7 separate regions of the Homo sapiens genome follow, and regions 1, 2, 3, 4, 5 and 6 are each linked to region 7. Evidence: chromatin loops called from intact Hi-C (ENCODE). Cell type or tissue: PC-9. All regions are shown on one strand.

Region 1 (4,000 bases), 170 kb after region 7:
TAAAAAAGCTATAATCTTTACAAATGATTTTTTAACTATAATCACTCCAGTTTTTAGGCATAATTATGTTTCATACTTAATGCCCAATTCAGCCCTTTTGTACTCAGATTTTCTCATTCTTGAACACTTTTACTTTCACTATTCTTAAAAATCTTGGGGTTGTCTGAGCTACATCTTCAAGTAGATTTTTCTGGAAGCTCACATGGGTTAAATATTTCCCAAGACTTAAATATTTGAGAATAACTTTCTATTAGTTTTACACATTGGTGGTAACTTAACTGGTTATAGAATTTCTGTTTCTTGTTCAATTTTTTTTTTGACATCCTGAAGTCAACCTGACTTACTTTTCCCTTTAAGTAATGCAACTTTCCTGAAGTTTAAGAAGAGATATTTTTTCCTTTTCTTTGAAATCTAATAGCTTCATTAGGCTATGTTTGGTGGGATTTTTTTCTCTTTTAAGTTTCCTTATATAAGGAAAGCCCTTCAAACTAGAATGTCAGTTATTCCTTCAAATCCGAGAAGTTTTCTTCTCTTAGGTCTTAGATTATATTTCTATTCCACTTGAAGTGCTCCTTTTCTTTAAATACCATGTTTTGCTCTCCCTATCATATTATAATATTGGTGGATATGTTTGTCTTTTCTTATTTGTTATTCATTCTGTTATTTTTCAATCCTGTCTCCACACCACTGACTTAATATTTTCAGGTGTTAATTCTGGTATTTGGGAGCTAATACTTTATTTTAAAATTTACAGAATATTATTGTCACTCTTCTTATCTTTCCTCATTTCTACCAGCTTTCTGTTTTAATCAGTTGTGTAATCATCAATATATCTCTCATTCCATAAAGTCCATGTTTTTCTTTAGGATGTGAGTTAGTTGCAGCTAACATGTTTTTCTATTTCCTTGACTATATCTTCCTTCAAATTTTGCTCTATTTGTATTTTGCATGTAATGTTCCATCTATTTGTGCATGTGTTTATTTTTTCCAATTCTTATTGTGGTTTCCTACTGCAGGAATTTCTTTTCATTTGTCTCTGAACAGAGCCATTGTATCTGAAGCTGCTTCTTTCTTGAGTCGGCGTGGATTTCCTGTTGTCTTGAGCAATATTTGAATCTTTTCCTTGGAATATGAGCTGGAACACCAGAATTTTTTTTTTCTTTGGCCTAGTCACTGAAGTGCCCAAAGGGTGTGGACAAGGAGCTGGGGTTTTGTATAACCACAATTAAAGAATTTTGTCTTTGCTTTCTTTCTCTGTAATTTTTGGAAGTAACTGAGGATAGCACCACTCTGTTGGTGACTCAGTTCCCCTGTCTCATGGAGGAACGAAGCTGAGCTTTGAATCTGGGTGTGCTCCTCTCTCAGGGTGACTGGTTATAAAAGATGCTGTCCTTGTTGCTGTCCCTATTTCTCACATGATTTTGAATCAGTTTAGCTGTGCATTGATTTCCACACCATACTAAGCCTGTGTTTGCTGCTGCTGGATCAGCCCAGGCAGTGAATCCTAAGAAATTACCCCTCAATGCCTCTCATGCCATCTGTCCTGCTAAAGGTCAGAGGAAACATTGGCAGCAATTCCAGCCAAGATTTTATAGTGCATTTTTATCAACACTGGAGAAAAGGTTCTTTATAGGAGGTAGTTCCCTGGAACAACCTGCATCTTAACCCCTGTGCTTCTAAATCTGGACTATGAGCAAATTTCAGCTTTTCTTTCTCTTTTTTCCTGCTCTACTGCAATGTTGTTGCTAAGGGGAGTCAGGCATTTGTGCTAGGCATCTACTTTCAGTACTGTCCAAATTGTTCTGAATCTGAAAAGCATTTTTCACAACTCTCAGAATATGACTTCCCTAATTTTGGCGAATGGCTTAGTCTGCTATATTTGCTTCAATATTTTTCATTTTTGTTTATTTGAGAAGGGAGTTTCATGAATCTTCTTTTTAGGATATCTTTTATTGATTTCTTTTTAATATTCTAATTCCAAACTCTTTTTTAAAATTTTTTATTCTTCACTTCAACTTGTACTCTTTTACAATGCACTGTAATAAAATTACAGTATATTAAAAACATCCTACTATTTTTCACTTTCTGTTTATGACTCAGATTCGCTGTATAACTTTCTTCATATTGCTTCACCTCTGTGGGCATTATTTTGCCCAGCTGCTAAGCAACCAGTTTGCATCAGGCGGTCTCTCAGTACTCTCCCAGTGCTTGAAGTTCATTAAATGGAAAATACTAACCCTGGGTTTCTGAGAATTGCCACTGTCCTTGGTTTAGGAGATGCCTAGGGAGGGAGTGGAGGGGCAGGAAGGTGTTGGGTTCTAATCTGTAACTAAATCACCCTGGATGTGAGAGCACACAAACTGTGAACAGCATAGGAGACATATCTGGAATCCCCTGCCCCAAGACTTTAAGAGTCTGACAAACAATCTCAAAGGAAAACAATGGTTCAGATTTCAGCCACTGGTCTGGAAAGTTAACACATCCACCTGGCAAGACTCCCAAAATCATAGCAAAAGGAGACTTTGAATCTGAAATTCACATCTAAAAATATGTATTCTTTGAGAGCTGAAGTGAAACTTGATCCAACAGAAACCATTCCACTGTCCATTGGCACTGATTCATCAGGAGTTAATCATGGCCAATTCAACCTTCTCTAAATGCAGTTTAAGAAAATAGACAAGTATCTATCCCAGGAATTTCATACAACCCAATTTTGTTTCACAAGCAGGTCCATTCCCAAAGACGACAGATAGGCTGCCCTGCTCCACAAAGATCTCATCTTATTTTGCTTATCTGGAGCCAAACGCTAACCCCATCACTAAAGGATGCAGGGCCTCTGAATTTCTTGACAGGCAAGATTCCCTAGAGCATGGCATTCTTGTGGTCTGGATGGTCTTGAAAAATCAGAGAAAGACAGAGAGAATGGTGGCAAATGGGGGCCAGGCTGAGAGTCAGGCAAGGCCCTCAGGGAGGTTTATGCTTCAGTGTCGTCGAGATTGCTGGTTTGTTTTGAGACCTTCAGTCCCAGTAACCCTGAGATCAGCTGGAGTCTCTCTGCTCCCTTAGCGTCTAGACAAAAATGAGTCAAAATCTCATTTTACGTCTTGCATGAGTCTATGGCAAATTCTCAGGGGACTTAGGTACTTTAGGCATGTCCATACCAAAAATGACCTTTACCATTCCACCATTAGGGGTGTCCTCTGACCACTTTTTGTATCATTTTCTGCTTCCCATAGTCTTTTAGGCAGAGGAGGCTAAACATTATAACAAACAACCTCAAAATCCCAGTGGCAGTCCAGTTGGGTATTTAGAGGAAAGTCTTATGCAGTGTTCCAGGAATCCAGTCTCCTCTCTAGTGGTTCTATATTGGAGTTCACCTCTGAATCTTCTGCATCCAGCTGTGAGACAAGAAAACAAGCATGGAGAATTGGGTATGGAGAACCACACAGGATGTTTCAGGGGCCAACCCATAAAGTGGCACACATAATTTCTACCCAACTCTATTGGCCAGACTTGGTCACATGGCCCCATCCAACTGTAGAGGAAGCTGGGAAATGTAGCTATAAGTGGTCCCAAAAGGAAAATTATATTTGATGAGAACACAGCATTGTTTCTGCCATACCATCTTTTGGGATCCTCTGTCATGCTTCTCCCTCTTCCATCTTCTTCCCATCTCTACCTCTCAGGGTCTCATGTAGAAGAATTTAAACATTCTTGTGCTCTCATAATACTCTTCCTCACCAAACATCAACATGACCTCATGATGCTACTCAATACAGCAGCCACTGCTTCCAGAGTTGGGCTAAGAATTCAAATCTATTTACCTTCGAATCTAATTATCTATTCACAAAAGCGGAAAATGAAACCCTTAGATTTTATAAGTGGAAGAGCTTGAATTTGAATCGGTATCTTAAGTTCATCACTTTTTCTCCTACATCATAATGTCTCATCTCTTTAGTTAGAATGTAGGCTCAACATTAGAAGAAAGCTCCTGCTGTAG
Region 2 (4,000 bases), 120 kb after region 7:
ATGAGACATGCCTGACAATGTCAAAACAGCAAGCAGCCTCATCTTCCATTTTATATTTTGAAATAGGAAAGAAAACAGATGAAATAGCTTTTTCATTATTTTCCACAGCCCAAAAGGAAATTCACTTCAATTTTAATAACATTTCTATTTCTTATTTATCATCATGCAAACCTTATAAAAATTGCAAAGTCTAAATTTGAGGGATAGGGTGGAGGGATGAAAAAGAAAATGTTTCTGTCATCTAGTCTTTTTTTATTGAACTAAAAATAAAACCTATGTTGCTTTTGAAGGAGTAAACAGATGGATAATAGTTAGTTCAACAAATGGCCGTGAAGTGTCAGGAAACCGGCTCAAGGCTATGTAGCCAAGAACACCCAAGGTCACACCACAGAACTGGTCAAGTGCAGATGCAAACCCTGCCTTACCTAGCCTTGACGCCATAGATTCCACTCATGACATAGCCAGCGTGAACAACGTTCAGCACCTCTCCCACCACAGCCAAGAATGATCCACTGCTCTTCAACCACCAGGTCTCGAAGAAACTCTTCCTCCTGGTCCCCATTCTTTGCATCAGTAGCTCCTGATTTGTATCTTAGGTTGTGTTTTCATTGGTTATACCTGTGACCTACAACCATTCTACAGTTATAGGAGCTGTAAAATGCTAGGAAATAGAGCCTCTGGCATTTTCAACTACTCACCAAGACTCATAAAGGGGAAGGGCATTTAACATCGAGCCACGGAAAGCGACAGAACAATGACTATCATAACTTGAACCCTATCAGATGCTGGTGAAGTACATGAACTCTGCAGTCAAACTGACTAGGTTCAAATCCCAGCCCTTTTCCTAGAGCTACTGAACCAAGTACACTCCCAGCCTAGGGCCTTTGTCCTGCTCTTTCCTCTTTCTGAGATTCCTTCCCCTCCGATGTGGGATTATTCACCTGATTCATTTTGGTGAGCCATATTGTTTGAAGCCATATCCTCCTTGCTTTCTTTATGTTCGTTCCATGATTTATATGTATCCCTAAAACTTATTACCATGGGATAAACTATATCACATACCTGTTGATCTTCTTCCTTACTGTTTGTGCCCTACTCTACCTACCCCACTTGGCTGTAGGCCCCATGAGGACAAGAGTTTTGTTTGTTTTGTGCACTGCTGTATTCTCCAAAACCGAGAACAGTACCTGGTGCATAGTGGACACTCTATCAATATTTTTGATTGAATAAATGGAATCAGCCAGCCAAGTCATTTCTTTGAACCTTAGCTTATCATCTGTAAAATGAGTTTCATAATAGAAACTGCATCATAAGGTTGTTTGAAAGATTAAATAAGATTAGCGTCTGCAGTGAGATGGTGATAGTCTCCTTACCCATCCACCTTGCATTTCCTATTTCCATCTCAACCTACCCGCACTGGGGCAGTTAAACTAAAGCCCCTACTACTTTAGGAAAGCTGTCATGGTAGGACCAGACGACAAAGGGATCACATTCTTGGTTTTGAAGTTCAATGCTCTCAGTCCAGAAGTAAGACAGAAACTATTTAGAAGAATATGTGATCAAGCAGAACCAGTTTTTCCAGTCTCACTACCCATACCCATAAAACTTTCCAAGGTAGGGAGGAGGGGAGAGAGTGCCAGAGAAAAAGCAAAGGACTGTGGCCCTTCCCCTGGGCCCCACCTCCCCTCCACAGGTGTCAGCTGCAGAGATGGAAAAGCGGTCAGGAGAGCTGTGGATACAGAGGAAAGGGTCCATTACTGTGCTCCCATCTGGACTTCTGTGAGATGGCAACTCATGGGGGCCCAGGAACAGATAGCAGAGATAGTTCCATGGGGCTCCAGAGGCAGGGGTCCTGGACACCCATAAGTCTCCAGTATTCCCAGCACAGCACTGGAAAATAGCCAGCTCCCCCTGTGTAGCATGGGATGGCATTAGAATTAGGAGAGAAAGATGACATATCAGAGAAAAGGAGAGACTATGAAGCCAGGACCAGGTGGGACAGCAGTGCCCACACACCTGGGAGAGGGTGCCAGTGACCAAGACCAGGAGTCACATCTTGGCAGCCACCATAATTGGAAAAAAAATGATTGTGGGCCAGAACCTCAGCCTTTTCTCAACTCATACCCATGCCAGGATACATCTCAACACCAGAATGCATATGCCACACCAAGGGGAAAAAGAGAAAGGCAACAAGTTTGAATGTATTGAGCTTAAACCCAAAGCAACTTAGAAAACCCTGAGAGGACCCAGATTCCTTAGTACTAGAATTGGATATCTATCATGCAGAACGGGGGCTTATATAAACATATAATTAATAAAAATGAAGTCATAGAACAAAAGAGTTACATTTATTTAATTCAATGATTACATGGCCTATGAAAACCGGGCTTGCCAAAATATGTAAGGAACTTATTAGTGTCTGGCATTTAGTGAACAACTAAACATATGGAAGCTGCTGTTATCTTTGTGATGACCCGCTGGGCACCAGTCCATTCACTTCAAGCATGTCACCTCTAATTCCCACAACAACCCTGTAAGGAAGGTATTTTATTATTTCTCTTCTGTAATCATGAAAAATGGGACTTGGAAGGATTCAATGATTTGGCCAAAGTCACACTCTTAGGAGAGGCCAGAGCTTTGAACCTAGGTCGCCTGATTCCATTCCAGGTTTCCACATCTCACACTCCCTCTTAGGGGATGGGAGTCCTGCTTAGGTCAGGAGACACTTGCTCTGGTGAGACAGCTGGATGGAGCTGTCCTGGGCTGGTGGGCATTGCCAGCCCTTGAGAATGCTCCCATCAGTTATGGCAAGGACCCCAGGCTATGAACAGCAGTCCAAATCCAAATTGGCCTCTCCAGGGTTACCTACGTAGACAGGGCTTGCTTTGTGATGTAGAGAGAATCCAGGGGCCTGTGGACTTTGAACTGAGACAGTGGTTGATTTCCCTCATAGGTCTTCTAATCACTCAGCCCCAAGACCCTCAAGTCACAAAAGTGTGTATGAGAAGAGCAAAGTCCTCCTCTGAGAAGCCTAAAATAAAGAGTTGAGATACCAGAGGGAGGAAAGCCCTACCCACTTCAGCTGGGGCAGTATCTGGGCACTGCAGTCTAATTCCAGCTGCAATGATACCTCATTCCTTCTTCATGAGAGCAAGAGAGGCCCAAACACTGGGTCAATGTCCCAGGTGGAGCCACAGAACCCAAATGTCCACCAGGGAGCACCAGTGAGTCATATGGGTCTTTGGCAGAGATGTGAGGGAACTGGTGGGGGATTCAGGGTCATTTCCAGGTTCATAACCAAATATCTTTGAATTTTCCTCACTTGGGTGCAGGTGGGCTAGAGAAACAAGGGACAGGTGCAGTGACTTCAGGGTCACTTTGCTGTGTTTCATCCTCTCCTCCCACAAGTAACACACACACACACACAGACACACACACACAGAGGTACATATGTACATGCCATGCGGAGCCCTGAATCCAATCTGCTCTAGCAAAGCCTGCTTTTTCTGGAATAAAAATGGTCCTTCACTTCCAATAATTTGTTTGAGTTGTTATTTAATAGATTTCTTTTGCCTAATCCTCTCTTGTATCTCCTGATTCTCCACAGCACCTGAACAGTCACCCGCACGTGATCTCCTGGTCCCTTCAGGCCCCCGCTCTTTCTGATGCTTCCTCTGAATAACAGGCCTGAGTACAAACTCACATCAGAGGTGAATGTGCCCTGCTTTGGTCAAATAGTCTCCCAGGACAGTGCTGTCCAGGAATCTCCTTGGCTGCCACCTCCAACCAGGAAAGACCCAATCCAATCACAGCAAGAGACTACCTGAGCTGTGAATCCCCAGGCCTCCCTTGACCAAGTACAAGTGACCCACAGCATGAGGAGAGTGAGGGTTTGGGAAATAAAGCTGCAGACTCTGGAGGGGTTTTGATTTTTCAAGAGGGCTGATTACCAAGGTCACAAAAGCAGGTACCAGAGTTGAGGCCAATTAAAACTGCCTGA
Region 3 (4,000 bases), 960 kb after region 7:
GCTAACAGCCCAGCCCCGCCAGTTCAGTCGAAGACTTATTTTTAGTCCCCAAATAGGGGCTGCATTCAATATCTGACAATTCACACAAAACAACATTTTCAAACTTGGTCCGCCTAAGAGACCGTAAATAAAACTCAAAACAAGCTGGCGACTGCCACCTTTTATCTGCTCCGAACACACCAATTCTTTTTATCTTAAAGCTCTGCGGAGCGCCGGGGAAGCAGCCCGGCACCGAGCTAATCTGCCCTCAGCAGCCCCGGGCCGCTCCTCCCGGCATCGGAGCACAACCCCAGCAGCCTTTGCACAAGCCCTTTCCCTTCTCTGCCCGGCCCTTTAAGGGAGAAGGAAGAAAGCAGCTCCCGCGGGAGCGGCCGGGCTCGGGCTGGGTCCCGGGGCGGGTGGCAGCACCGCCCCCTGCCCTGGGCCGAGCCCGGGAGCAGCGGACCGCGGCCCCGGCTGCAGAGGAACGGCGGGTGGCGGGGCCCCGGCAGGGCGCCGAGAAGGACGGAGGGCGCCGGCTGGGCTCAGGGACGCGGGGCGGGGAAGAAACGTGCCGGCGACCGTGCGCTCGGCCGGGTGACTCCCTGGCGAAGTCCGCGCCCGGCGGGGCTGAACTACCCCTCGCCCCCGCTCCCGCCAGGTCAGGCACCACTGCCCTCGCGGCCAGGGTAAAGAGGACCACAGATCAGTCAGCCTTGGATTTCGGATGGGCTTGGAATTCGGTTTGTTTATTCCTGAAAAGATCATTAAAAAGTACTGTCCAAAAACGGGGGGAGGGGGAAGGAAGGGCGACAAGCGGAGGGAGCTGGAGGCAACTCGAGCGGTGTCCCGAAAAAGTTGCGGCGGAGCGGCGGTGGGGTGAGGGTGGGAGGAGGGAGCGCAAGCGTTTTCTAGCGACCCGGGTTTTCTTCATGAACTCCTCCGAGTAAACTTTATCCCGGCGAGAGAGCGGCGGAGATCCTCGACTCCCGCCCGCCCTCAACCAGTGTCAACCCCACAAACAGCCTAAGTTTCCAAACCGAAATGGGGGTGGGGTGGGGGTAGCATTAAGAAGCCCAGAAGCTCAGCGGGTCCTCCCGACCTCCCGCACCCAGAGCCTGGGTGACACTGAAGCGCTCCGAACACTGTGGCGTCTCAGTCACACAGCGAATCAACCCAACACTTTTCAAGAAAACAAAATATTTGCTAGGAAACTTACTTTGCATTTAGTCTCTATTCTTTGGGGGATGCGGTTTAGGTCGGCTCGCAAGGGAAGCCCGTTTTGTCCAGGTTGGATATTGTCTACGTATGGATCAGCCCTTGGATGAGGGTTTATTTTAATTTATGGCTTATGCATTCTTTTAAGGTCGATTTACATGACCTCCGGCTACAACTAAGACAGCCGAGGAGGGCACTCCAGTCGTCAGTCGGCCAAACCCACAATTAAAACAGCCCTCCCCCTAGTCTCGGTGTGACTAGGGCTCTCCCGGGGTAGGCTAGCTGCCTGCCTTTCTCTTTCTCTCTTCTCTCTTTACTTCCCTCTTTTTTCTTTTTTTTTTTTCCTTTATATCTTTCTTTTTTTAGTATCGCGAAATAAGAGGTGGTATCAGTTTTTTAAAAGTTTCAGTGTAACTTTCTCTAAACCCAAGCCTGCGGCGGTAACAAGAGATACAGCGCTCACAAAGCCCTCGGGATGTTGCCCTCTTGTGGGCACGGAGGGCATTACCGCCTAGCGGTCCCATCTGAACCTTCAAAGCCGACACGCATTTGCTTTCACAGAACGAGGAGGGATGACTACACACGCAGCCACAAAAGCTTCCTCTATCACACACTTGAGCGAACTTCAATGAAATACCTACCTCGAACTTCACGGAGACTTACAAATTCATTCTCTAAGCCACCTGACTTCTTTTTCACATCATTCCCAATTATATAGATTAGAATACCAATGCGGGGAGGCGGAGGTGGAGGAGTGAGGTGGGCCGAGAGGGCAGACAGATTTCCGGACGAATACTTAGGATGGCGATAACAGCTTTCTGTTGTCAAAGGTTGCGTTGTGTCCCTGTCCCTGCCCTTTTGCCTTAATGTCCTACGCACAGTTATCTACGGCTACAACATGTGTTTTCTCAGGGTGGATTTTTTGGAGGGGAGGTGAAGGGGAGAAAAACAGACCCCCGCCACGCAGATCTGTCACTCCGGAACAAGGCGCAACTCTCCAAGAGGGGGACGCATCCTCGGGATCAGCGCGTCCACCAGCGAGCGGCGGGCGCCCGGGCCCCTTTCTCTCCCTCCACTCCCCCTCCGCGTCGGCCCCTCGGAGCGCCCTCCTCCCGCTCCTCCTCCTCCTTTCCCCTCCCCAGCCAAGTACGCAAACCCGCCCCGGCCCGGCAGCCGCGGCTCCCGGCCACCCGCGCCCTCTCGGGGCTCCGCTCGCTCGGCTCTCGTCCCTCTGCCTGTCCTGCCCCAGCCCCTCGGTCCCAGCTCACAGAAACTAACCCTGGAGTGCCCGGAAGGGCAGGAGCGGAAGACGCCGGGGGACGGCGGCCCGGCCCTGGGCTCCTGCCCCCTGCCCCCTCCGGCGCCCCAACAGGTAGCTCACAGCGGGCCGCGCGCCCTGGCTCTGCCTCCCTCGCTCTCGAGATCGCTCGCTCCGTCCCGGTTACCTGGGCGGGCTCCAGGATGGTACCGCGCGGGAGGGCTCCTTGTGCGCTGCGCCGCAGGAGTAAATGGCATTAAAGAAAAAGGGAAAGATACAAATAAAAAAAATTAAAAGGAAGGGGAGTCGGTGCTAGGTCAATTGTCACAGTCCGGGGAGCAAGGGAACAGAACCCCCCAGCGCCGCGGCCGGCGTAGCCCGTTAACTCAAGTCTGCGGGGGTGTCCCGCCCCGGGTGGGGGCAGCGCAGAGCGGCAGAAGTTTGCCGCCGGGGTTCCAGGAGGTGCGCGCGGAGCGGGGTGACTAGGGGCTTCACCCTGGAACAAGTGAAGGCGATGGTTAGTGCTGTCAATCTTGGCAATCAGTGTGAGCGGCCATGTCGTAAGTATTCAAAGCATTTCCCGTCGTGCAACATCAGAAAGTGAGTGGCCAGGGCATTGATCTGAGCGAGGGAGAGGAGGCTGGGCTCCCCTCCCAGACAACACAGGCAAGATGAGACAAGAGGCGAGGGAGGCAGCGAGCCAGGCAGAGAAGCTGGGAGGGAGGAGGGCGGGCCGGGGGAAGAAGGAGGGGAGAGCGGGAGGCAAAGGCAAGAGAGAGCCGCAAAGAGAGAGGAGGGCAGAGACATCGGCGAGACCAGAGGTTGGAACTGGGGAAAGCGCCTGGAAAGAGACGGTGAAGCAACTACTAGGGGAGAACTGGAAGGAGACAAAGAAGAGAGAAAGTCGGGGTCAGAGGAGAATGGGGACAAGTACTAGGTGGGGGAGAGGCAGGCTGAGGGGAAAACGACCAAAAGAGCTCTATTGGGGCTAGGGCTGCTGGGAGGAGGAGTCAGGAGAAAGGCAAACTGTAGCGTGGAAAAGGTAGGCAACTCGGGGAGAAAAAAAAGGAGCAAACTGGAGAAAGTGAGGAAGTCAAATGGTAAAGGAAAATGTATGAATGGTAGCTTGTGCTTTGGAAAAGTTAGGTGACAGAAGGAGGCATGGGCTGAATGTTGAGAAGTACTAAGAGATAGAACTGGACCACAAAAGCGAGTCACGAGACAAACGGAGAAGGGGAAGGACAGGCAGGCCAGGGAGAAGACAAGAAGGGTGGATATTAGGATGAACAATAAGAAGGATGAAGGAAAACGAAAAAAAGAAGTAGTCAAAAGAGAGAAAAGAAAGAGATGAAGGAAGCAGAGATGATGAAAACACACCACTTAGTAGGATCTCAGCAAATGGGGGAAGAGAAACATTTTAAACGATGGAGGAGGAGGCGTTGAAAAAAAAAAAAGAAAAAGCAATTCACACAGGAGATTCCTAACATATGTAGGTGGCAGTGTTCTGGAGGCCATATGGATTATATAGTTTATGGATTCAAATTA
Region 4 (4,000 bases), 250 kb after region 7:
GGAGGATGGAATGTTCTTATCGCTCTCCAGAGGGAAGGCTTTCTTCTTCCTTCACAAAAATGTTAAGCTTTATAATCCGATAGGGAACCTGGACAGGCTGCAGCTGGAGGCCTGGGTCCCACTTCTGGGAACTGTGGGGAGAAGAAGAAAAATAGGAGTGGGGAGGGAGGAAACAAGTCCCCTCGAGCAGGGCCAGGGAAGGGAGAAGAGGATGAGGACAGGGGATGGGCAGACCTTCCACATAATGAAAGGGAAACCTTGGAGATGGTCCCCAGACCCCAAGACTGCAAGAGCTCTCTTCCTCACGACTCACTCCACTCCGCCCTGTGAAGGAGGAGGAGCCCAACCTCACGGTTGAAGGTTGCTGGCCTGTTCGCACACCTCTGTGGACAGCAAGCTCACTCTCAGGGCGTCTTGTTCTGTCCCTTGCAGGAAGCCGTGAGTCTGAAAATGTCCCTCACAGAGCTGAAAGCATAAGTTGCTCCCACCTTTTCACGACAGAGGCCTGCATCAGACAGGACAGGACAGGTCACCTCAGTGGGGCCTCCCTCCTCAGAAAGCCTGAGTTTCTTGAGGTTAGAACACTGCCATTTCCTGCAAACAGATCTACTTCCTGAAGTGTGTTGAGCGGGACACTCCCTGAGACTCAGAAATCCTGCTAGAGCCAGAGTTTAAGGACAAGGTGACATGCGCCAGTGGGCCATTTATTCAGCAAATATTTATTCAGTGTCTCATGGGGAAGAAACCAGTGAGGCACTAACTGATAAGCAGTTGCTGATCCCCTACCTCCCAGCTTGATCCAGGGCCTGTGAAACCCCCCAGCTTGGCCTCTGGAACTGTCAATGCCATGGGGACCATATGCTCTGGGAGGCCAACAGGCCTGGCCACTTCTTGGGGCTCCCCCAGGAAGAAAGCCCCACTCTTACCCTGTGCCAGGTCAGTAGGGTAGAGAGAGAAGGGGTGATAGAGTATATTAGTCTTTTCTCATGCTGCTACTAAAGATATAGCCGAGACTGGGTGATTTATAAAGAAAAAGAGATTTAATGGACTCACAGTTCCACATGATTAGGGAGGCCTCACAATCATGGCAGCTGGCAAAGGAAGAACAAAGGGATGTCTTACATGGTGGTAGGCAAGACAGCTTGGGCAGGGGAACTCCTATTTATGAAGCCATCAGATCTTGTGAGACTTATTCACTACCACGAGAACGGTATGGAGGAAATTGACCCCATGATTCAATTATCTCCGCCTGGCTCCGCCCTTGACATGTGGGGATTATTACAATTCAAGGTGAGATTTGGGTGGGGAAACAGTCAAACCACACCATGGAGGGACCCAGGGCCAGGCCCCTCAGAGCTGAGCCAGTGTGCCTCTCCTTCACCTCCTTCCATAAGGCCGACCACAGCTTAAAATGCTTGATCCTGTTAGCTGCTGGACCCCGAGAACAATTGTGCTAAACAGACAAGAGCTGCGGCTCAGGTCCACCTTCCAGTTCTGTACCTGACTGCTCAGTCTTGGCTAACATTCCTCCTGCGACAGGGAGCTCACTTCCTCCTGGGCGGCAGCCCATCCAAAGGTTGGACGTTCTATTAGATAGTCCATTTCGTTTTAACCAAAATCAGATATAAAATAATGCAGACGCAGACTGTCATGTAAACTGGCTTTTAAAAACCAACACCGTATTGTGTACATCTTTCCCTCTATGGATGTGTTTCATGTGTGTGTGTGTGTTTGTGTGTGTTTGTGTGTGTGTGTGTGTGTGTGTGTACATTTATATATACGGAGAGTGAAAAAAATTTAACAATGATTATCTAAGAAGTAAAGTTCCATGTCAGAGGACTCTACACTTTCTAATTTACAGTTTTATACATTGCTTGAATTTTATAGATTATCCATTACTTTTATAATAAAAAAGGACATTTATATTCCAAAATTAAAAATAATATGTTGTTTAAAAGAAGGTGCTGGGTGCAGTGGAGTAGTGGGATAACCTGAGGAAAAAGACACTGTTTAATAGAAGTGGGAGATGGGTGGGTGTGGGACAGAACGTGCCTGACATGCCCCAAGGCCATGCTTCCCAGAAGAGAGGTGACTCATTCCCAGCCAGAGCACCAACTCTCCTAACCTAGGTCAGGTTGATGGAAGGCTCCATCCTGCCTACAGGGCACTGCCCAGGGGGCAGGTTCAAAGTCAAGCTAAAGGGCTTCTGGACATTCTGCATGTGACACCAGTCTGTGTTATCTTTGGGAAAGATGAACGTTCACCTGGGCCAGATGTGTTGCTGTCACTCCAAACTAGGGAGGAGCCAGCTGCAGGCAGCTCAGCAGACCCTGAGGGGCAACCCCTCTGCCTCTGCTCACAGAACAGGCTTTGTGGCCACCCTGAACTGTGGGATCAAGCAGAGGAGAGCTTTCCTTGAATCTGCTCAAAGTTTAAAGGTGCTCAAATTCCCAAATTAAAAAAAAATAATAATGTAGGACCATAGTGGGGAGGCTGGAGATCAAACTTAAGGGTGGGAAAGAGAATGATTTCCAGGGTCAAGGAGGTAAGAACATCTGACTGCAGGTCTCAACAGAGAAAGAGGTGGGGAAACGAGAGGACGCCGAGGCAGGAGGGGAAAGGGGGCATCGCGGTATGCTGGGCTTATCTAGTCCTGCCTTTGGGAGCATATGTATATGCTGCTCTTTTGAGAAGGCTCTGCACACCTCTGCAGTGGTCATTTGTCACCTTTGAACATTCCCCCCTGTGTTTATGGAATTCCCCACTCAGAGTCCTAGTCGGAGGCAGAGACCACCTCTTTCTATGCAGCCAGACCTCTACTTTCCCAGCCTTCTTGCAGTCAAAACTCAAGCCCCTGACCATGCTTTGATCATCAGGATCATCCACATCAAACAGAATCGAAAGCAAAGGATGCAGCCAAGCAGACGCCACCTGGAACCCATTCCAGTGAGGGCAGCAGTAGCCACCACACTCAAGTTCCACAAGAGCCAGGGCTAATCTTCTGGGGCCAGCTGGGATCTGGAGCAGGGAGAGCACTTAGGTTGTCACTGACTGCAGTGTCAGAGCCTGCAGTGAAGGTTTAGGTGCTCTCCCTGGACTGGTCAGTTCTGCAAAGTGATTTTGGATGTTGTTCTTCACTGTGGGCCTCCAGGCCAGTCCTCTGGCCCTCTAGAGATTCTGCAAGTTTCTCAAAATCCTTTTAATAAATCTTTAGTTCACCTAAATTAGCCATCTTGGTTTTCATTGTTTCAAAGGCAGAAGCCAGGCCTGAATTGGAGGCCTGCTTGGTCAGAGGAAGGTAAGGAAGACAGGAGGGTCTCAAGAACAGACACTAATGGCTCCAAGCTGCGCATGGACCCACTGCCCCCTGAAGAACTAAGAACTGTCAGTGGGTTATCAGCATCAATAGAGAAGATCCCTCTTCCAACTCCACTCCTTCCTCTGTTCAAGAAACAATAAAACTCATTCCTGAGTTGCATCAGTGGATGGCACAGAACCCCAGGTTGTGCAGGCCCAGGGTAAGCTAAGTTCCCCATGGCATCTTGTCCTGGGTCTGAGCTGCTCGCATCAATGCTGCCTTGCCGCACAACCCCAGGGTGCGCATTCCTAGTGTATTCTATGAGAATCGCTCCTTACTTCCCGACGCTGTGGTTCCATTGAACTCAGTATGGAATAGTGCTCTGGAGTTGCACAAGATGGTGGCCCCTGGCTGTCAGAGGCAGTAGAGAAATGAGTTCTGAGTTAAGACCCATAGACCTCTGCAAAGCACATACTAGCTAGGAGTAAGTATGAAAGGACTTTGCTGTAATTAGAAGGTTCCTGCACTCCCATAGCCTTTGGCCTTTCAGCATCCACATCTCTGGGTCCTGTCTCAGATGTCACAACCCCAGAGCCTCTCTGCCTCCCTTGGCCTGAAGCATCCACTCTCCACACATACCCTTCCCTGAAAGCTTCCTCCATCATTGCAATGTCTGCCTGAGAGCCTATTTCGAGGCAAGTG
Region 5 (4,000 bases), 320 kb after region 7:
GGTGTTGGTTACTCATCTCTAGACTCACAGGACTGGCTTGGCTGGTGTGGCAAGTCTCCCTTAAGGGCCCTGCTCACTTCACCCCACTACCCACCTTCCGTCCCCACTCAGACTCAGCACAATGAAATAGCTTTGGCAACATTTTAGAAGCTGATATCACTGGGAACCGAGTTTCACTCTGGATGCAACTCATTGCTGGACAAAAAGATGGGCTCTTTCTTCTCTGAGGCAGAAGGTACTGAGTAATCAGCCAACTACTGCCAACCACAGTGGAGGGAAAGGTTCCATAAGTGCAGCATTTTCCACTCTTGGCTGCTAGGCTCGTAGAAGGTGGCGTCAGATGAGAGGCTGGCCCTTGAGAGTTGTTCATACTCCAAAAGGCTCTAAGCTGTTTCACTGACACGAAGAAGTCAGGTAAAGAGGCAATGCCATGCTCTCTTATCTTCTCTTGACAAAAATCCACCTTGTATCCCGTTCCTCCCTTCTAAATCCACAAGTATTTCCTGCTGCAGCCAGGTGTGCTCCACAACGAAAAGAGCAGGCAAGTCTTTCCAGGCTAAGGGGTTCCATGTCTTTCAGAGACCTACCCTTGGGCCAGGCAGAAGCAATGGCAGAGGGCAGGAGAGCTCTGCAGGCTCCAGCAGCAAGAGGGTGGCACATTCAGGGCTGGCTGGGGCCCCATGGTGGGGACAGTTTGCAGGGCACAGACAAGGCCATACACAGAGGTCATAAAACAAAATTTATCTTTAATTTGTAAGTGTCAACAGCAGTACAAAAGATGGAGTGATGACAACTAGATTAGGGTAGAGAGGACAGTCTTGAGGTAAATGAGCATAAATAGGCAGTTCTTATAGACACTCCCCTAAGGGGCCTGAGCCCCATCACGGCATATACATTATCACCCAAAGATGGCATGTTGAACATATCAGGAAAGCACCTTGTGCAAAAAGGAAAAAAAAAAAGTAGCTAAGGTGCCAACATACACCAGGATAGATAAAGACAGTGTGTCTTTCAATTTTGTCTTTTCCCTTAATTATGAGGCAGAGGAGGGGAAGACTTTGAAAAGTACCACTGAAAGATTATTCAATGTTGAGCTTTATCTCACGTCAATACTGCACAACAAAATCCAAGAAGTTTGTGTATGCAACAAAGCTAAGAACAATGATTCATTCCTGTAAATTTGAAGAGATTTTTTTTATTTTTCCCATTTCTTTAATCCTTAGCAAACTTTTTATTATTATTATTATCAAGAGGAGAGTGTGAGAAAGATGTGATGGCAACCCTTAAGGTCATTTAAAAACTTTACACTGGACTGTACAAGATTTTTTTTTGATAAACTATTTACATTTTCAGACTTTCAAACATATTCAAAGCAGCAATAGACACTAGTTTTTATGTTTTTTTCTTTTTTTCTAATTGCCCAAATAGTTACCAGCCATGGGCCAAGTAGGTACCTGCATTATACATAGAATTTCTACAAAGAAAATCTGCAGTTAAAATTTGCTCCAGGATGTATTAAATGCCCTTAGCAATTCAAGGGCCACACCCAGTGTTGCTATAGGAACCAAAGCACAGTACCTTGACAACAGAGTTGCAGTTGTCCCAACAGCCCTACACAAACTTTACACTTTGAAACAGCAGCCAGCATGTCAGTCCAGCATGTCAGTGAATTGTGCTGATTAAATTAACATAGAATACAATTTCACAATATACATCACAAACAAATTACAACGTCGGGGGAAATAAAAGAGTTACAGTAAGATAAGTTATGTAGTAACAGCTTATAAGCTTGTCTAAGGTAATAAAAATTTTACATGGCAAATACAATAATGAATGAACATAAATGCTAAGCATTCTAATTTGCTACAAGCTGGAGGAGGGTACAATAAAGACTGCACTTTCAAAAAAGCAAAAACACATATGACAAAGGAAGACAAAGGGAGAATGCACATGAGCAGACCTGCAATGTGCAGCATACAAAACAGTTAAATATTTGCACATTCCCCATACTCCAAGAGCACCAGCACTGAGGCCTCACTTTATGCTTGTGGTTCTTCAGGAATAAGAAACTACTGAGCAAGATATGTCACTGAGTTTTCTTCAAGCGTTCATATTGCCATGGACACTGATTAGAAGAGTTATCTGCATTAAGCATTACCTTTCTGCCCCCACCCCGCCCACCCTTACCTCTGCCCCAAAGGTACCAGCATTCCAAATATTTGTTCATGAGCTTTTGGAAAGCAATCTGTCCCCAAAGGGAAAGATAGAATGGGGATGAAAAGGAAATGTGTTTGCATATCAATATTTTCAATGATATTAGTACAGGGGCACGCTCAATAGGATATGGCATCAGAAACAGAACATCATTGGCAGGAATAACAGACAGAAGTTGTTTATTAGGGAAGAAAACATGTCAGGGAGCAGATGACTTAAGGAAATGATGCAAGTGCTTTTGTGAAAGGACAAATGAGGTCATACAATATTATTATACTTTGAGAAGTGAGCTTAAGTGCCAACTCAATTCTTAGACAAACGTGTACAAAATCAGGCAGGGCTACAGCAACCATTTTTGTCATTTTCTCATTAAAAAGGAAGACCCAGTAGTAATTTCAATACATTCCTCTAGCTGCATTTCTTTGCAGTTGTTGGCACTTGGTACAGGACTTCTCATATGATTTAAAATTACTAAGTGATTCTTTTTCCTCTCCCTAATGAGTTGGTAGAGGTCAATTCTTTGCAAAATGAGTAAATTGAGAGAAGCAGCCTCAGCTGTGCTGTTCAAGTGACCAGGCTGCCTTCCTACTGAGGGTAAATGGGCTTTCCTGAAACAATCCCTGCTTTCTGCTAGTGCTTGTGCTCCTGGCTCAGGAGGGTGTACTCCGAAGAAGCAGCCTGGCTTCAGAAGGAAAAGAAAGCAGCCTTTAATTTCAGCCCTAGAGTGATCACGCCCTTTTCAAACACCCTCAGGCTCCCGTGGGGCTAATGTTCAGGGGAGGCCAGAATTCGACAAGCTCAATAGCACTGTGAGCCCACACCTGAATTTAGAACTTGGCCTGGGCTTTGGTGTCAGGACCCTGGCAAATCAAATCAGGCCTGAGGACAAGGCTGGAGAGTATCAAATACCTAATGAAGCAAACCGAGGTGCTTCTAAAAGGCTGAGCTGGGTACACATGAAAACAACAAAGCTTCCGTACCTTACTGGAAAAGACACTGCTTCATATCTGCCAATGAAATAGAAAAGTTGTCAGCCTAGCGGCTCGTATCCGCAAAGCGACCTTTTTTTTCTCTCTCCCTTCCTACTTTTTTCCTTTCTTCCTTCTTTTCTCCTTTTCCTTCCATTCCATATGGCTATTTTTTTTTTTTTTTTTTTTTGGGAGAGGATTGCCTGGCAGTGTCCCAATTCTAAGTGACAAGGAGAACCCTGACCCTGTAAGTTCTTTAACAAAATGGAGATAATTTTTATTTTTGATTTGAAGATACTATGAAATAGGGAGCACCGCAAAAACAAAGTTGCTTAACATTCTTGAATCTAAACTGACATGACGGGACGTTTATTAACGGCCGATCTCAGAGGTGGATTTTTGCCTTTGTAGTGGCATTCATGCTTCTTGCTATTAAATGGTCACAGAACTATCTTAGAAGATTTATGTAGACTCCCAAAGCAAACTGACTGTCTCCTAACTGTAGTGGAAATTTAGTATGTCCAATCATCAACTTTCTGTAAGAAAAAAGGGAAATGTCTGGATCTGTGGACAGTGGGTTCTGAACTGCATGAGAACCCTGGTGAAACGTTTTGCTGTCCCAGCTGCAGGCCAAACACTGCTCTCTCACTGTAGCTGATAACTCACTACCCCGAGAGGCACAGTGACTCATCAACTTTCAGTTTGGACCAACATCTATGGATAGAGAACAAAAAGGAAATACATAACTTATATCTCACTAAGTATTCATGAACCAAAAATAAATTCTATTTCTATGTTATATTTACACAATTAGAAAA
Region 6 (4,000 bases), 960 kb after region 7:
CAGTAGCGGCAGAGCACCGCCACAAAGGAGGTGGGGAAAAGTGGTAAAAATGCATGAACTTTTTTCCAAAGAAAAATAAAGATAAATCAAAAATAAGTTTTACAGACATGCCTTTCCTAGCTTAGGAAAGTTAATTTTTAAATGCGCTTCTGCTGTCTAAGGTGCAAAGCCAGGCTAGGGAGTGCGTGGCTGGAATCTGCATGCTGATAAGAGAAGGCTGATGTACTTACAGTGACAGAGGGCAGGCTGCGGGAGAAAAGCTGTTTGTGTTAGCCTGCGAGTTACCCAGGGCTGCAGTGAGAGCAGAAGGGAGGAGTGGGAGTGCCAGTCTGCGTACACCTTCACCGCGTCTCATTACATCTGCCAGCCTCTCTCTCCCTCTCTCTTTCATTTCCACATTCCCTTTGTTCCTGAAAAAAAAAAAATCTACACGTCACATCAGAGTCCCCAGATGCAGTCTACACCAAAGAAAAAAATGAATAATTCAATCAAACTGTGCATAGTCTCTAAGGCAATAAATCTATTACACTTAAAGAAACGAAGGGTAATTACCACCATAGAATTAAAATAAGGCCAAAGACCAGAGAAGTCGCTGAGTCTGTGGATAAACTCATCCGTAAATAAAGTTTCATTTATTTAATCTTTTTGGCATCTCAAATGGAAAGTCAGAGAAAGATTTTTAACTTATTTTAGAAGGGTACTCACTTCTTTTTAAACACATTGAGGCGGGGGGGCGGGGTTGGGAGTGGGGGGATGGCGATGAAGAAAAGGAGAAAAAGCCTGGAGTATACTACCTTGCTCAAAAAGCTCCCAAAGGCAGCGTGGAGCGGCACAGACACGAACTAAGACAATGTGTGTCTGCGGAGCCTGTACAGGGTCCATTTCTCCCCCACGTCACCCTCCTCCATTCCCCTCTAATGAGACGCGGATCACCCTCCACTCTCACCGACACTGCAGCTCTGCACAAGGGCAGCTGGAATCTGGGAACCTTACCTGCAGCACCAATACCTAAGAGAAATCGCGCTTCCCTGACACTAACACGCCATGCCATCCCCACGCACCCTGCCAAAGTCCTGTAACCATCTACTTCTTCCATCTGCCTAAGAGAAACTGTAAACGGGATTTCCCCCCCACGATTGAATGGAAGCTCTGTACTGTACCGACTTCTGGATTTGCCCTGGGTTGAGTTTAGGGAATGTCTGGAAAGAAAAAAAGGGAGGAAAAAAGGAGGGGGGCAGCTCAAGCCTTGTCCAAGTTAGTCAGAAGGCGGTGTTAGGCAGGAAAGCGCCTACGGGAAAAACAGCTGGGATGCAGACGGGCTATGGAAATCTCAGTTCTAGGAACCGTGTCCTTTCGTCCCGGAGGTAAGATTGTGTGACTGCCTCACGTTTATTCTTTCACTGTCTGTGTCTCTCTTCCCCACCCCCAACTACCCCTGCCACTCAGATCAGCCGGCATGCACCCTGGAGAAGGGCACAAACACGGCGGGGGCTTTATTTTTCAGGTCTCTCCACTCATAAATTATGGGTGTCACTAAAACGAGATTAGCAAATCTTCTACCGCTGGCGGCGGCAACCAGAGCCTCTGTCTTGCCAGTTGCGCACTCTGAGACATCTCTCGGTGCAGAGTGGTTCCGAAGCCCCAGCCCGCTGGGTCGCTCGGCCTGAGGGCTCAGGTGATGGAGAGGAGGCTCGCGGCGTCCCAAACGGGTTCGGCCAAGGGTTTCCACCCCATCACCACTTCCCGCTGCCTCCACGCGCGCGCGCGGACCCACGAGCACACACACACGCACGCACACACACAGACACGCGCGTATTCTGAAATTCTGGCCGAACTCCTCATCTAAACGGAAGTCCCTTTACAGTCAATTCAGCCCGCTCCAGAGCATCGGGGAAACTAGACTGTTCCGTGGATGAACTGCGAGGATGCCGGCGGTCAGGCTTGGCCGAGCTTTGTTTACGTGCCTAAGTCGCCACCTTGAGGTCGAGGGGAAGACTGCGCCCAGCTAGGGGCTGTAGAGACGAACCCAGCTGACACTGGCCCAGCAGCCTTGGCGACCTCCCGGGACCGCCTGAAAGAGAAGCAAAGGGAGGGCGCCCTGCGGGCGGGCGGGCCACGCTAGGCGCCGTCTGCCCTCAGAGACTCGGGCTGACAGGAGTGAGAGCTAAAACTTCCAACTAGCTGAAACCAATAGCCGGGAATCGAGCGAAGGCGAACTCTCCCAGCAAAGTATAAAGCTTCGGGCCAAAGAGTCTGCAGCTCCAAGTCAGGGGCTGCGGCTCCGAAACTCCAAACACTAACTCCCAGGGCAGTGGCAGAGGGTGGGGGCAGCTTCGAAGAGGCATACCAACTGCTCCGGTCCTGGCCGAAGACCGAGCTCCCTTCTGCGGTGACCTCGGCTCAGAGCTGACTCCGTACTCCCTGGGACTCATCTCCCGCTTCCTCTCCACCTTCGGAACAGTAGACAAAGGGACTCAGGGACGCGGCCAGACCCAAGGTCACAAACGGAGGTCTCCGAGACGAGAATTGCGTGCAAGAGAAGGACGTTCAGGCAGCCCGGCCGCCTGCTGCGAGAGCTGAACATTTCCCAGCTCTATAGTCGCCCATTTCTCAGGAAATCAGTCCTTCTGAGTGTCTAACAATGGATTAGGTAAAATAATAATGATTATTAATTATATCAATGATTTTCTATTTTCCCATTCCTACCCCTATGGAAGCCTTTTTCGCTCACCGTTCTTCCTATATTCACGCCTTGCACTAAAAGAATGCCAGGCTTAAGAACCTCCTAGCTAAATCCTGAAATAATTTATCGCGGTTGTTCTTTGTTACTCCTGGTCACTGCCTCCAAGGCTTGGGGACATCTGCAAGGCCACACCGTAGGTCCTCCTCGGTGAACTGTGCCCCATGGGTTCCTCAGTCATTTCCCTGCTACTTGGATGCATAGACATTATTTAAATATACTTTATAAATTGAGAAGAATTCTATTTATTTCAAGAAAATGGGACACTAGGGAACTATTTTGTTTTATATGAGCATAAATCAGCCCTGGCTGACTTTGGCCGTGCCCATTCAGTATTTTGGTCAACAATAAATAAATAATGGTATAAATTAAAAATTAAAAATATAGCCACAGCAACCCGATGCTAATGGACAACAAGAAATGTCTTCTCCAATAAAAGAAGCAACAGGCCCCCAAGCCGGACCCCACTCCCTGTTTCATGCCACAGCCTATCAAATTAACATTGGATAGCTCTTCCATTTATGTGGAAAGCTGAATGTTACCGAGAACAGTACTGAAGTTTCCCAGGGAATCCCAATTATAGAAACACCTGTGCTAAGTAATGCTATTCTAATCCACTATGAAAACCTTAAGTATGTAATAGTCCTCAAATCATCTCATTTCTTAGTTGCAGTGGGGTAGGCCAACCTCATACAAGAACATTAGACTTGTACAATGTCCTGAGAGCCTTAACTCAGAGCGCTCTTGGTTTTGCCATACATAATCCTGGCAGTTCATTTTATCTTAAATGGAAAAAATATACACATGAAGTTTAACATAACTGGCAGAAACTAAGCCAGGGTAGGAATTAAACAAATCCAGTGACTACAAAACTGGAACACAAATCACATGTGCAGTCAGGGACCAATTCCATTATTTTTAATCAAAAATTCTACAACATAGGAGTTGTCACTATTCAGTCTATATTCTCCATTTTACCATAAACAGAATATTGAATGGCAAAATATAAGGAAATGAAACCACCATAAATAATGTGATAGAAACCAGAACATTGTAAACTCCTACCAATTTCCCAAAAAACATACATGTCAGCTATATTTTTAACAATACCAGACCTAATATTTTTGAAGTGCTATCTGAAAATATATCTATTTATTAAGGTAATCGTTGCTTTATTGCTTAAGGCGGCCAAAACTAACACTTCTGAAACATCCAGATGAAAAGTGAAATTTCTATCCATCATCTAACTGTTTCTCTTAC
Region 7 (4,000 bases):
TTAGGACTTTTGATAGCAAATCAAGGGCTTTTTCTGTTCACACAGAATAAAATCCTAACCCCACCAGGTCCAGGATGTCATGTCTTTGCCTCATCTCTTGCTACCTTCCCTCTTCTTTACCCTGCTTCATCCACACAGGCCTTCCTAGGATGCAAAAAGATTTTCCCTGCTTCAGAGGCTACGCATCAGCTCTTTTTTCCTATGTCTGGAATGCTCTTCCTTGATTTTTTACTTGGCTACCATCTTTTATTTTTAAATCAGCTTTATTGAAGCATAATAATAATAATAATAATTATCATTATTATTATTATTATTTTTGAGATGGAGTTTCACTCTTGTTGCCCAGGCTGGAGTGTAATGGTGTGATCTCAGCTCACTGTAACCTCTGCCTGTCAGGTTCAAGCGATTCTCCTGCCTCAGCCTCCCAAGCAGCTGGGATTACAGGTGCACACCACCAGGCCCAGCTACTTTTTGTATTTTTAGTAGAGACGGAGTTTCACCATGTTAACCAGGCTGGTCTTGAACACCTGACATCAGGTGATCCACCCACCTCGGTCTCCCAAAGTGCTGGGATTACAAGCGTGAGCCACTGAGCCCAACCTGAAGCATAATTTGTATGAATAAAATTCACTCCTTTTCAGGGTTCAGTTTGATGAGTTTTGACAACTTTATAAATACACTTAGGCAACCACCGTTACATTTCCATCACCTTGGGAAGTTTCCTCCTGCTCCTTTGCAGTCCATCTTTTGCCTATACCCCAGGCATCCTTTTCATATAAGATGCAGTCCATCTTTTGCCTATACCCCTTCCTCCTTTTCATCTAAGTTTCAGCTTAATTATCGCCTCTTCAGAGGCCTTTAGAAGCAATGCCTTCCCTGACCATCCAAAAGCTCTCTTCCATGCTCCTCCTCCTTCATTCTCTTTCAAAGAGTCTGGCTGTTCTCTTTCTTGCACTTACTACAAGATGTGCCCATTTTATCGACTTACTTGTTTGCTCTATTTCTGTCTTCTCCAAACAATATAACCTCCATAAGGGAAGGGTCGTTGTCTTTATTAATGCTTGTAACCCCAGGGCACAGTGCTTGGCACATAGTAGAATAAATATTTATTAAATGCATGAATGAATGCATGGATAAGTGGTACTGCATCCTTCTGTGTGCAAGTAGCTGAGGATTCATGGCTGAATCAGAGATGATTTCTATGCTTATGGAGTTCACAATCAAATGGAAGTCTTGTGACAGGCACACAGATAACACCGACACAGATAATCCCTAATGCTTGGATAATGCACTACTATGCACGTATAAGCCATTTACTGTGTGCCAGGCCTTGTTCTAATTCCTTTGTATATATATATTCACTCATTTTATCCTCATGGCAACCGTATATGGAAGTTACTACTGATATTGCTGGTTTAAAGATGAGGAAAACTAGGAGTTTTCCTAGTCAGGCTGAGTCACTTACCGCAGATAAGCTAGCTTGTGAGTGGAGAAGTCAAGATTTGGGACCATGCTATTTTGCAGGGCTGCCTGATCCATGCCCCAAGAGAGGGTCACATAAGGGATCCAGAGAATACGGAGAAAGCTGAAGGCAGGCCCAGCTCAGACTCAGGTCAGACTTGCAGGGCAGGCGAAGTTCTAACTCTGGAAACTGGAAACCGGGACAATTGTCTCTGGAAGCCCTACATCAGGTCCAGTTCAAGCAGCCAGAGACAGCCCTCCAAACCCAGGGGCAGGATTTTCAGGCCTCTAAAGGAGACTATAGCCGGATGGGGAGGGAGTGGCTTGCCCTCGTGCCCCTGTGTCCCCAGGGGTCCAGTTACCCCAGTGACAGTGCAAGCCAGAGCATCAGGGCTTCAGGTGGCCAGCTGAGTTGTTCCCACAAGGCTGCAACACGTATCCGGAACACATTGGGAACTGGGGCTCCAGGCCGAGAGGCCTGAGCGCCGCCTGGGGATCTGGTCCATCTGGGTGGCAGCTTCCCAGAGGCCTGCCGCGCTCGGCCTGCAGTTCTCCGCTGCGGACGGTAGGTGGCAGCGGGTCGTGAGAAATGGCCCTCGCCTGGCCCTGGCTGCGGAGACCCAGCCTGGAGAAAAACGTGGCTGGGCTTCGGCCGCCGAGCGAGGGAGAACCGCGCCCCCGGGGTGGGGCTTGGGGGCCGCCCTGGGACTCGGTGGCTTCTGCCCGAGCGGAGGTCAGCGAGGACCCGGGAGGCAGCGCCTGGATGGAGCTGGACGGGGAGGGCTCTGCTGGGGCTCCTGGTCCCCATGCGGCTGTGCTGTCATGGGGAGCCCTGGGGACCCTGGCACCCTCGTGAGGGCCCAGCCCGCCGACTCCTTAGCCAGAACTTGTGCCCAGCGTGGGAATTTTCTTCCTGAGCAAACAACTTTTTTTTTTTTTTTTTTAACTGAGGAAGAAACTGCCCTTCAGAGAGGTTAAGGGACTGGCTGTGGCCACATGGCTCTTGCGTGGCTGTGCAGTTATTAAAACCTGGTCCTGTCTGACGAGAATCGTGCTTTTTTCCACTGTGCCAATACCCAGTGGGGGATTCCCTGGTGTGAGCGCCTGGGGATAACGGGGGTGTCTTCTAGTCTGCATTTACAGTGAGGAACTCGGCTACGCCAGGGTGTGGCCATGGGCCCCCGCTCCCAGGCACTGTGCAGTGAGGGGGTGGCTGAGACGACCGCTGGATGGCCTTGGAGAGCCCTAATTCCCTCCCAAGCCCTAACTCTCCAGGCCCCCTGCCCTGGCAGCCTCTGAGCATTAAATCTGACCAGACCTGCCCCTGCAGGGTCTGAACTCCGGACGCCCCCCACCTCTGTCTACCTACTCTTATTGTACTGGATTTCAACCCGTCTCCCCACCTCTGACATTTGAAAGCACTTTTACTCTCGGGAATTCGTTAGCTCTTTACAACCACCCCGTAAGGCAAAAAAAAAAGAAGGGATGTTTACATTTACAGAAGAGGAAACCGAGGCCTCAGAGAAGTGATTTGCCAAAGGGTACCAAGCAAGTTCGCGGCTGAGCCGGGTCTTGAACCTTAGGTCTTCATAGCTGCCTCCTGCGACAAGGCGGGAGCAGCGCTGGTGCAGAGCTCTGGAGCGGCCGGCAAGCCGAGCAGCGGAGGCCCTTCCATGCCTCTTCCTCTCCCGGAGGCAGACGGGGAGCGGCCGACAAATTAATTCACGCTATCTTTACATTATGTATAATGCGGCATGATTTTATTTTGCTTCATTCCCGAAATCTTTTACAGTAATTAGTAGCGGAGTAAAATATAAAAATTAATGCAATATAACACTTTAATGGTAATAATACACTATCCTGTCTAATTAATAAAATCTGTTGTTTCCAAGCACGATTATTTATTTGACAAATTGATAGCACACATCCTGTTCATACCCTCTTTCCTAGCTCCCATCCTTTCAGTTTATCGAATAAAACTGTAGCAGGAAAATAAACAGATTGTCTTCTGACCTGACAAGCAAGTGAGAAATAAACCTCTCACTCATACATCCCTAATTGTTCTCAGCAATATCCTCTAACACATGTCCAGATTGCTTAAAAATGAATCTTGATTCCTCCCCCCCGCTTTTTTTTTTTTTTTTTAAATTGCGTCTCCTTATTTTAGAGAAAAGAGACCTTTCCTCCCTTTCCTCTGGGTAGTGTTTATATCGGGGCAGTTGGAGGGATATAAATTTTGTGACTGTGTTCAGAAATTCTGATGGCCTTGCTAACAGAGTGAGGCGATTGTTCAGGCCATGCCAAAGAGAGAGAGAGAGAGAAAGAAAGAGAAAGAGAAAGAGAGGAGGTCCGGGCTGCTCTGAGCCGCTGCCGAAGAACGCTGAACCCATCGCGAAGGCTGCAGGAGAGGATCAGCAAGGGAGCAGGGAGCAGTGAGGTTGCAGGATTGTCATTGGGAGTTGGCAAAAACGAAACTGGGGAAGGGGTTAGGGCAGGATACCCAGACCTGGCAGTATTTGCAGGTAGTACTAGGGAATAA

What was found. Hi-C counts contacts between places; a loop is a spot of excess contacts. Peaks named below come from ENCODE experiments on the same cell type or tissue, not always from the same donor. Only the 100,000 strongest peaks of a DNase experiment are listed, where the experiment ranks them.
Region 1: a loop joins it to region 7, with 14 times the contacts of the local background. A loop is called at or near these places in 44 of 110 quality-filtered maps.
Region 2: a loop joins it to region 7, with 10 times the contacts of the local background. A loop is called at or near these places in 7 of 110 quality-filtered maps.
Region 3: a loop joins it to region 7, with 8 times the contacts of the local background. A loop is called at or near these places in 92 of 110 quality-filtered maps.
Region 4: it touches region 7 in a loop (6-fold over the local background); 5 of 110 quality-filtered maps call a loop at or near these places.
Region 5: it touches region 7 in a loop (3-fold over the local background); 6 of 110 quality-filtered maps call a loop at or near these places.
Region 6: a loop joins it to region 7, with 7 times the contacts of the local background. A loop is called at or near these places in 92 of 110 quality-filtered maps.

What each region holds. Positions count from the first base shown.
Region 1 is chr11:15,814,210-15,818,209 of GRCh38, forward strand. No RefSeq gene overlaps it. Among named protein-coding and RNA genes, the nearest start is that of LINC02682, 95 kb to the right of the region's middle. In PC-9, no CTCF peak of the experiment used is centred here; DNase peaks (open chromatin) are centred at 2,192 and 2,492; H3K4me3 peaks cover 715 bases; H3K27ac peaks cover 4,000 bases.
Region 2 is chr11:15,767,793-15,771,792 of GRCh38, forward strand. LOC105376567 (a long non-coding RNA gene) reads right to left here and starts at 684. Exons shown (of 6, transcript XR_931071.3): 1 at 426-684. In PC-9, a CTCF peak has its summit at 3,223 (motif pointing right); a DNase peak (open chromatin) is centred at 1,569; H3K27ac peaks cover 1,584 bases.
Region 3 is chr11:16,604,703-16,608,702 of GRCh38, forward strand. It overlaps a transcript of SOX6 not described here. Among named protein-coding and RNA genes, the nearest start is that of C11orf58, 130 kb to the right of the region's middle. RefSeq lists enhancers at 2,420-2,921, 2,922-3,421. In PC-9, a CTCF peak has its summit at 1,688 (motif pointing left); DNase peaks (open chromatin) are centred at 1,419, 1,729 and 3,089; H3K4me3 peaks cover 4,000 bases; H3K27ac peaks cover 2,265 bases.
Region 4 is chr11:15,901,319-15,905,318 of GRCh38, forward strand. No RefSeq gene overlaps it. Among named protein-coding and RNA genes, the nearest start is that of LINC02682, 7.6 kb to the right of the region's middle. In PC-9, no CTCF peak of the experiment used is centred here; DNase peaks (open chromatin) are centred at 603 and 2,123.
Region 5 is chr11:15,965,723-15,969,722 of GRCh38, forward strand. SOX6 (SRY-box transcription factor 6) reads right to left here. Exons shown (of 16, transcript NM_001367873.1): 16 at 727-4,000. It overlaps MIR6073 (microRNA 6073), which reads right to left and starts at 3,899; the gene lies at 3,811-3,899. RefSeq lists an enhancer at 135-284. In PC-9, no CTCF peak of the experiment used is centred here; DNase peaks (open chromatin) are centred at 29, 1,579 and 3,859; H3K27ac peaks cover 2,326 bases.
Region 6 is chr11:16,611,851-16,615,850 of GRCh38, forward strand. It overlaps LOC105376571 (a long non-coding RNA gene), which reads left to right and starts at 954. Exons shown (of 4, transcript XR_931086.3): 1 at 954-1,364; 2 at 1,865-2,650. It also overlaps a transcript of SOX6 not described here. In PC-9, CTCF peaks have their summits at 1,974 (motif pointing left) and 2,178; a DNase peak (open chromatin) is centred at 1,981; H3K4me3 peaks cover 971 bases.
Region 7 is chr11:15,648,150-15,652,149 of GRCh38, forward strand. The region is part of intron 4 of LINC02751 (long intergenic non-protein coding RNA 2751); the gene reads left to right. Among named protein-coding and RNA genes, the nearest start is that of LINC02751, 97 kb to the left of the region's middle. RefSeq lists a silencer at 2,165-2,254. In PC-9, CTCF peaks have their summits at 2,009 (motif pointing right) and 2,211; DNase peaks (open chromatin) are centred at 2,092 and 2,382; H3K4me3 peaks cover 398 bases; H3K27ac peaks cover 1,057 bases.